Regions from separate parts of the Homo sapiens genome. Here region 2 is linked to region 1. A link is a contact called in ENCODE Hi-C or POLR2A ChIA-PET data. All regions are on one chromosome and are shown on one strand. The core of a region is the stretch at or near the end of the contact, and the rest is flanking DNA. Distances in the headings are between cores, read along the strand shown.

The links. Hi-C counts contacts between places; a loop is a spot of excess contacts on that map. ChIA-PET counts read pairs that join two places held with the same protein, here RNA polymerase II (POLR2A). Pooled maps may share reads with other maps.
Region 2: a map of PC-3 shows a loop between it and region 1 (8-fold over the local background). The contact joins the enhancer-like site here to the promoter of OPN5 in region 1. A Hi-C loop is called at or near these places in 7 of 168 maps with a recorded cell type or tissue (Caco-2, Calu3, GM12878 and 4 more), 4 of 37 single-sample maps with no recorded cell type and 15 of 50 pooled maps. POLR2A ChIA-PET finds 5 or more read pairs at or near these places in 3 of 52 experiments (H1, OCI-LY7 and Panc1).

The regions. Positions count from the first base shown.
Region 1 is chr6:47,780,226-47,784,964 of GRCh38, reverse strand. OPN5 (opsin 5) reads right to left here and starts at 2,933. Exons shown (of 7, transcript NM_181744.4): 1 at 2,769-2,933. The coding sequence starts at 2,898.
Region 2 is chr6:47,738,922-47,743,363 of GRCh38, reverse strand. No RefSeq gene overlaps it. Among named protein-coding and RNA genes, the nearest start is that of OPN5, 41 kb to the left of the region's middle. Within about 2 kb of position 1,408, at least 4 of the 41 ENCODE cell types and tissues checked have a DNase peak (open chromatin) inside an H3K27ac peak, as active enhancers do; they include PC-3 and PC-9, where a contact is called at or near this core.

The DNA of each region.
Region 1 (4,739 bases), core at 1,684-4,183:
AAGCAATATATATATGTTATAGATGAGTGTCAGGAAAAAGCAAATTTATTCTTAATATTACTGAAAAGACAACCAGATTAAGAAGATAAAGACCAAAGTGGGGACACTTTTAGATTATCAAATCCTATATCATTTATGGATACAAAAATATCATATATATTAACTGTTAATAAACTCAGTATTTACAATAATAGTAAAAGTGTGGAAGGTAGAAAATGGGTTTGTAATTTATGTCTCCTGTATTTCAAACTCAGATTTATATTGTTATCTTTCCATTGTCTCTTAAGACTTCTAGTATTTAACAAAGCCCACCAAGAATGTTTATTCCACTCTGGCTCCTTAAAAGCAATCTGGACACACACATCTTGGCCAGGCGCGGTGGCTCACGCCTGTAATCCCAACACTTTGGGAGGCTGAGGTGGGCAAATCACTTGAGGCCAGGAGTTCAATACCAGCCTGGCCAACATGGCGAAACCCCGTCTCTACTAAAAAACACAAAAATTAGCCAAGCATGGTGGTGCACACCTGTAGCCCCAGCTACTCAGGAGGTTGAGGCACAAGAATTGCTTGAACTTGGGAGATGGAGGTTGCAGTGAGCCGAGATCGCACCACTGCACTCCAACCTGGGTGACAGAGTGAGACTCTATGTCCAAAAAAAAAAGGAATCTTGCAACATCTACACTAGCCTATTCTAGGAGAGTGAAAACCAGACACACGGCCAAGTCCAAGAAGTGGATCTAGGGTGAGTCCAAACCCCTCCAGTCGACCCCTCTCCTCACCCTGCGTGACTGTTCTCTAACATACCATTGGCTCCACCTCCTAGTGCCCTGATCCTCCTGAAGCTCCCCCTGTCCAGGGACTCTTTTTCAACCTGTTTTTCTGGCTCCATCTCAGCAAACCCACTGGAATATGATTGTGGACTTTCCTTCCAACTCCATGTGTATCAGGTGGGAAATTCTCCTGATTTCCTCACCCTGGTTGCAATCCTCCTGCAATCCTCCCTGCTTAAGATTGGGAATGGACTGATAGGCCTCTCTGTTTTGTGTTGTCTGGAGAGATTTGTCAGGTTATTGATGTTACTTTTTTAATTCATTCCTTGAAAGTGATGGAGCTATGCTAAATACAATTGATCAAGTTGCTTATTTTTCTGCCTTTTCTGTTAATTGAAAGTACTTAAGTTTAATAAAAATGCAATGTGGATTTTACAGAGATAAGACAGTTTCTGTTCCAGCAGAATGTTTGCCCATTTTATTCTCTGCTCTATTCCCAGCAACTTAAAACAGTGGCAAAGAGTGGGCGCTCAATATATATTTATGTTGAAAAGAGATGGGGACTCATTTATAAGAAACAGAATTTAAACTAGTAAAACACTAACAACAATAAAGACAAAGACCCAGGGAATCACTTTACAGCAGAATTTGGTTGAATCACATGAGTTCCTTTTGCCTCAAGTACTGACCATAGAGGGATATCAAGTATTTTCTAATGAGTTTTGCTACTTTCAGGAGGTTAAATGAAATTCTTAGCCAGTAATAAATAGATGAGAGAGGGAGAAAAAGAGAGAAAGGGAGGAAGGGAAGAAGGGTGGAAGAGAAAGATAGAAACAAAGAGAAAAGAGAGAGAGAGCAAGTTTGACCCAACATCTGAAAAAATTAAAGGCAAACAAACCTAAAGACATAACCCACCTTCACACTGGTCACCCAAAGTTAAAACAACAATTTTAAATTTAAGAAAAGTATGGTTTCTTTTCTTAAATTTAAATAGGTGGTTAAATTAAATCCTAACTGTCTAGATTAGTGCTATCCAGTATAAATGTAATGTAAGCCAGAAATGCGAGCCACATATGGATTCTAAAATTTTCTGGTAGCCACATTAAACAAAGTAAAAATTTACAAAGTAAAAATTTAATTTATAAATTTAAAATTTACAGTAAATTAATTTTAATAATATATTTTATTTAGCTTAACATACCTAAAATGTTGTATGTTCAACATGTATTTAATTTTTAAAAATTATTAATGAGATATTTTATACCACTTTTTGTTGTACTGAGCCTTCAGTATCTGGTGAGTATTTACACTACAGCAACTTTCAATTTGGAAAAGCCACATGTGGCTACTGAATGAATGAGATCATGCAGTCTAGAAGCAGGTGCACCCTTTCGTCAATTATGCACAAAAATCTTTTGACCCCGGACTTTCTTCCATTTATCACCAACACATTTTTCAACTGTCACCAAAATGGCTTAGCTATTTTGATGCGACTTTACTTTTAGGTGAAGTAAACTCAGTGTTTCTGCCATTACTATAGTACTATAGCACAATAGCACAATTGAGTTTTGCACAGTTGTGAGAACAGGAGACTGACCTAGATTATTTTTAAGGCCCATTCTCAACCTAAAACTTATGATTATGTCAAAAACATTATTTAAAAAGCACTCTGTTTAAATAAAATATCATTATCATTAATTTTGGTATTCAGAAAGTAAATCTACTCCCAAAGTAACCAAAATGAAATGGATAAATAATTTTGCTGTAAGAGTTCTTGGATTATCAATGGAATTTTATTCCTAATAATAATGATAATAAAGAGTCATTTCTAGGAAACATTTATTGAATGCCATAATGCCATTCCATCTTCTGCCTTTCCCCACTCTTCGCCTCCACTAAACTATCCACTTAAGTATCAGAATCCTTTCACAAAATTAACATATCAGCCCATGAATTTTCTAAATGCAGCCTTTGCACAGAAGAATTAAGGAAGCTTACCAATTATTGTTAGGTAAAAGCCAGCCACTAAATCCGCTTCCCAAGAAAGTTTGGAAGCAAAAGGATCCCCATCTCGAAGGTAATGGGGCAGGCGCTCGTCCTGAGGCAGGGCAGTGTGATTTAACGCCATTCTGTTCTCGAACCACGAGGGATCTGAAAAGCAAACCAGTAGAGATCTCAGCAGACCTGAATAAGCCAGCTTGAACCATTTCATAATCGTGGCTCCTGTTTTAAAACAAAAAGCAAGTTCCCAGGGTCATGCATGATTCTCTAATTAATAACTGGTAAAAATTTTAACATTTTTTTCAATGATCCAATTATGTCATTACTCAGTTATTCGGTTGGCAGATTATCCAAGCCTTCATTTTCTCCTCTGTTTTCTCATGCTACTCTTTGAGCCACTTCTTTTCTCCTTGGGGTGATTAAAAGGTTGAAGGCCAAACTGTGCAATTTACTGTTTCTTAGCAATTTTTGTAAAGGTCTGAGCAGGAAATGATATTGTATGGAGTGTGCACACATACACACACACACACTATATATATATAATTTATGTATATAAATTATATATAATATATAAAAAATTTACATATGTATATATATAACTTGTCAGAATATAGTATTTTTTGATTATCCAGATTTCCCAGAAAATCATTTCCATTGTACATTCAATGAGGTTTAGAGTTTTGTAAGGAAAGAAATAGAGCATTCAGTACAAAGGAACATGGACACTTAATTAATTGAAGCTAAGAGCTAGGTGATTGTCAAAGTGATCTTGAAATTTGGAGCTATTTAGAAAGGATTCAAGCTGGGTTGTAACTCACAGGCACATCCACAGGAAGGTTTGTTTCTCAAGTTTCCTAGAGCAGAAAGCAATTTCATTATTTCTCACCACTGCCCCAAATCCATACTTTCTATTTGCTCATTTATGCTTCTGGATGAAATCTTGAGCATTGAGGAATTTCTCAGATACACAGGTCTTAGTACTGTTTCTTTTGAATTGGAGTTTTAAAAGGTTTACACAAAGTCTTTGATGGGCTTTCTGCAAAAATAAAAGTCACATGATATCCCTCATCCTGAAACTTGGAGTCGTGTGTTGTTCTTCAGATAAAGTATGCTGCTGATGTTAAAACTTCCTTTGGAAGGGTCATTCCTTTGTCATGATTGTTCCTATTTGTTTTGAAAGGGGAAGAAATACTAGTGTGGCTGTTTCTCTTTTGAACTTGCCTATTTCAAATCGAACCAACAGATGTCACTGTTCAGCTCTCTAGGCAACAATTTCGGGCATTATATGAGACAGCAAGTGGAACACAGAGTTGTGTGCCCCACAGGCGGTGACAGGGTGATCGGCACATATCTAACCATGTAATTCACCTTCGCAAAAGACATGAATTTAACCCCTTTCTAACTGCCAACTTACAGCTTACAGAGGAAGGCTAGTGACCCTTTCAGTGGCCAGTTGGCTGAAACTACAGTCTCCTACACACAGTTTGAGGACAGTCATGTGCTAATGTTCATTCCAAATCCTTCTCCCTGAGATGGTTAGAAAGCTGTAGGAGAAATCTTTGGCTGCCAGATGCACCACATCCCAAGACCTACCCCAGGTGAAAGTTTATCTTTACCTTTCAAACTCCTGATTCCCCTTTGACTGCCTCTTGTTCTGGTAAACTCTCTCCTCCCCAAAGATTGCCCCCGCCCAACTGGCTGTCCAGTCCTGTCCTCCACCTTAGCTTCAGAATCATAAGATGAAGGTTGGAGTCCAGCTGTGATACCCACCCTCTGATCTTGAGCAAATCATTTAAACTTTCTGAACTGCAACCACTTCATCTGTAAAATGGGCAGTCTCCTTCTTACCTGTCACTCATGCTTGTTGTAGGAGCAATAGGATATCGGACTCGAAAGCATATTATGAATGGGGGGTCCTGTATATTTATTATATGCTGAGATGCTTACTTTTCCCAAACTTGCCTATCC
Region 2 (4,442 bases), core at 159-2,658, 40 kb after region 1:
ATGGCAATATCTAATTAAGCAAAATTATGTTTCACATATGTAACTTTTCTGGATAATTGAAGCCACTTATTCCCTTTACATTCTCACCATTTCAGTGATCTTAATACTACGACGGTGGAAAATTTTGAATCATGTGTTATATATTTCTTTTTTTTTTTTTTTCTTTTTTTGAGACAGAGTCTCGCTTTGTCGCCCAGGCTGGAGTGCAATGGCGCTATCTCAGCTCACTGCAACCTCCATCTCCCGGGTTCACGCCATTCTCCTGCCTCAGCCTCCTGAGTAGCTGGGATTACAGGCGCCGCTACCATGTCCGGCCAAGTTTTTGTATTTTTAGTAGAGACCGGGTTTCGCCATGTTGGGTAGACTTATCTCGAACTCCTGACCACAGGTGATCCACCCGCCTCAGCCTCCCAAACTGCTGGGATTACAGGCATGAGCCACCGCGCCCGGCCTCATGTGTTATATATTTCTACCCATCATTAGATCAGGAGTCAACATACATGATTTGTAGGATCGTTTGATACCAGGTGCACCGCTTAAGATGTGTGTATTTCCAATTCCTTACCTATAAACTGGAAATAAAAATTCATACTCTGGCTACCATACAAAGTGTTTGGGGGGGTCAAATGAGATAATGTGTATTTAAAAGCCTTCAAAACTAGAAAGTACTTTACAAAAATAAGAAATATAAATTATTTTTGTATTCTAGGAAATTCAGAGCTAATATTGTAAACATCAGTATTTGTTGGATGCTGCATTAAATGAAGCCACATGAGTTGTCTAAATATTCAGTGCTAATTGTTCTTCATTTCATAGGCCAATGTCCCATGTTTTTGTGAATTAAGTCTTCTTTTTAGAGTCTATGCCATGATTATTTCTTAAAAGGCATAAGAATGAATGGGGGAGAGAATCTGAAGATACAGGACTAAAATGTATATGTATATGTGTGTGTCTATGCATGTTTATATATATACAGGCAAACACACTTATATGCACCCTCTTTTTTGTTTATCCATGTTTTAATTGTATTTAAAAAACAGCAGTTCTCTCTCCTTTTAAAAAATTTACTACTCTATTTTTCATATAGTTAAGACTTTGGCCATAAATCTACCCTATATCCTCATGTCAGGAAAAATGCTCTAACTTCTAGTCCTGTGAGACTTCTTCTTTTTCTGCCATGCAGATTCAATCCTCTAGCCCTTCTGTTTCTTCTATACACATGGAAGATACAGGCCTCAATTCTGAGAAGAGAAGCTATGAGAAAAATGAAACAACCACTGACTCCTCAGGGTTATTTTATTTGCACTTTCTGAGTCATTTTGATTCACACAGGTAAGAGTCAGGGTTTAAATTAGACAATTTCTGGCTGGGAAAGTTATACTGTTCCTAAAATGGAATGTGGAGAAAGGAGGTGTGACAATAGTGTAAAATGACTCATCGTCAGCCACAATTAGACTTTCTCCATTGCCTGCCAAGTGCTTAACAGTCCTGGGCTCAGAGCTGCACAGTCTCTGTTAAAGGCCGCCTTGGCTTCTGGTAATCTTCCTCAGTTACTGAAAATTATTGATCCTGTTTCCACACATCTCAATGTTAATCGGTTTCTCCTGAAGTGTCCCCATGGACACCAGAGACCAGCTTGACCTGTTAAATAAGCAGAGTTGATTCCTATTAATATTTTCTCTCTTTTAAGTTGAAGAGTTAGACACCACCAACTGAGGCAACTTTTAATTTGTTCTTAAAATAGGACAATCATTTCTGGATGACCCACCCACATGAGTCCCTATCACTAATAGTGATTCAGCAGTATAACTGGTACCAAGAGAGAAGGCAGGACAGGGCGAGACCTAGATGGAAAGAAAAAGATCGCATAAGAGTTAAAATCATATGGTCATATGGGCTTTAGAATCAATGAATTCAAATCCTTGATCTATCACTTCTCAGCTATTTCCAATTATCAATAAAATGAAATATAAAATATAGATACTCAGTTCTCAATATAGTCCTCTCAAGAATGCAAAGAAAAACTTCCATCATGGGATGCTGGCATTTCTGGTTGCAGCATATATGTAATCTGCATTTAAAAAGTAATAAATTTAAAAATCCAAGGTGCCTAAGAGAAAACAATACAAAGAAACAAATCAATCTGTGTGTTTGCAGTTTTGTTTTTGGCTTTTGATTTGCTAATGCTTTATGAAAATCAAATTCTAGATCAACAGAAGATAGATTTCAACAGCTTCCACGATAGCCTGTGTTCCTTGGGACAGCATTGGCTTTATATCTAATACTTTCCACTGTTTTTTAACTGAGTCTGCTTGAAGGACACACACTGGGTTTCACTGCCTTATTGCATGTCCTGTGGCACCCTGAACAGTGTTAGGCATATAGTAGATATGCAATGAATATCAATTTACTGAAAGAACTCACGATTCTATTGTCCTCAGTGCCTCTGAATGCTTCCTATGACTGTAATGCAAATGTTTGTCTTTTTCTGCAGATGCCATCAGTTAGGTTTGCCCTTTCTAAGGGAACTCAACTGTTTCCTGGAGTGTTGCTATTTGAATTTCATACTTTTCTGTTGTAGAAACAAGATGATGCCCTCAACCCCCATCATTCTGAAGAAAGACAAGTGCAACCAACCTGCTTCTCCAGAGATCTCCCAAGACATCAACAATGGGGTCAAGGAAAACAGACACCCTTAGGGTAAGCCCCACTGCCCCGCAGAGGAAGAGAGAACTAGTATACTTGCTCTAAGAACTCACCTCCCGTTGACCTACAACCTTACCTACCCCCAGCATCAGTGTAAAGAGGGGGCTCTAGAAACTCACCCTCTCTGGCCCCCTCTAGTCAGAGCCTCACCCCACCCTCTCCTTTGGATCCACATTATTCACTTTATTCCTGTTTATGAAAACCACCTCAAAAGCCCCAAACTGCAAGGCCACCCCTCATCTCCCACATTGTGAGGGTCTGCTCATCCCCATTCTGTCCATCTCTTCCACCTTTCCCCCAATTCTGAGATCCTTCCATTGTGCTATTTGGATTCCTAGCAAATCACAGAGGACAAATCCCCCTTATTGCCATCTCTTCTCTGAATGTTCTCTCACTTTCTTGTTCTTCAAACAGAAATCAGGTCCTCGGGAGTCTTTCCACCCCACTGACACCCATGATTCATTGATTCTTAAATCTCGTTGCTGTCCACTGCTCCTGCCCTTCTTGGTGGTTTCACTCCCCTCCTTATGCAGCTGAAACTTCATAGTTAATCCTTTGCATGTACCCTTTTGCCCTTAACCCTCTCTCATTTGCTCCCACTTCCTTGGCAAACCACAAACTTGGCTAAATCCAACATGACATTCCCTGCAGCCCACTCTAGCAGTGGCTGATTTTCCCCCAGACCTGGAAGGGACTAAGTGTCCTCCTTGGCTGCCCACAACCTCCATTGCTGCTTTTGGGCTGTTCTCTTTCCTTCAATTCTGAATTTCACTGTAACTCTCATCTGCTGCCCCCAAGTTCTGCCTCTGCCTCCTTGTTTTCCATAGGAACTCATGGTTCACCGTCACTTCTTACTATTTTGGTGCTAATCCTTAGTCATTTCAATATACATGTAACTGAGACTTTTAACGCCTGGACTACCCCCATGGTCATACTCTAAGACCTCATGATTACCATCCTTTACAGAGCTGTGCACCCTTCACAGCCTCAGGTGTGTACATCCCACTCTCTGCCAGCTGCCTCCTAACTGCAGCTCACTCCCTCTAATGCTTTATGCCAACTGTCTTTCCACCACACTGACAACCAATATTCATCAATTCTTAAATCCCTTTACTGTTCACTGTTCCTTGGTTCCTTGATGGTTTCGCTCCCCTCTTTACGCAGCTGAAACACCATAGTCAACCTTTGCATGCACCCTTTATGCCCTTATCCTCTCTCATTTGCTCCCACTTCCTTGGCAAACCACAAACTTGGTTAAATCCAAATCAGCACCTTCTCTGCCTACAATCTCTTTAAATTTGTGACCACTAAATCAAGTGGCCTCTTTATGCTGCCCAGCAGTCATAAGATACCTTGCTTTCCAAAGTGACTATTCCACACATTCTCTTCTCCTCTGAAATTCCACACTTCCTCCCCCATTCTTATTCTCAGCCAATGATCTTTCTTCTATTTCTCTGAGAAAATAGAAGCAAATGGAAGAGAACTTCCACAGACTCCCACCATCACTGCTGCTCACCACCAGCATCTATGTTCAATGACTCTGACTTTCTACCTGTTACCAGAGCTGATCCTCTGCAAAGCCAGCCCTGACCCTTGGGTACTAGATCATAGCTAAGGGAAGTTTTACATTGCAACTCATTAATTTTTCCTAGCTGCAAGGAGCTTCTAAAAGAATTTGAAAAGGACATTTCATAACAGTTTGTCAGTACAGGAGATTTTACTATTATTAATATACA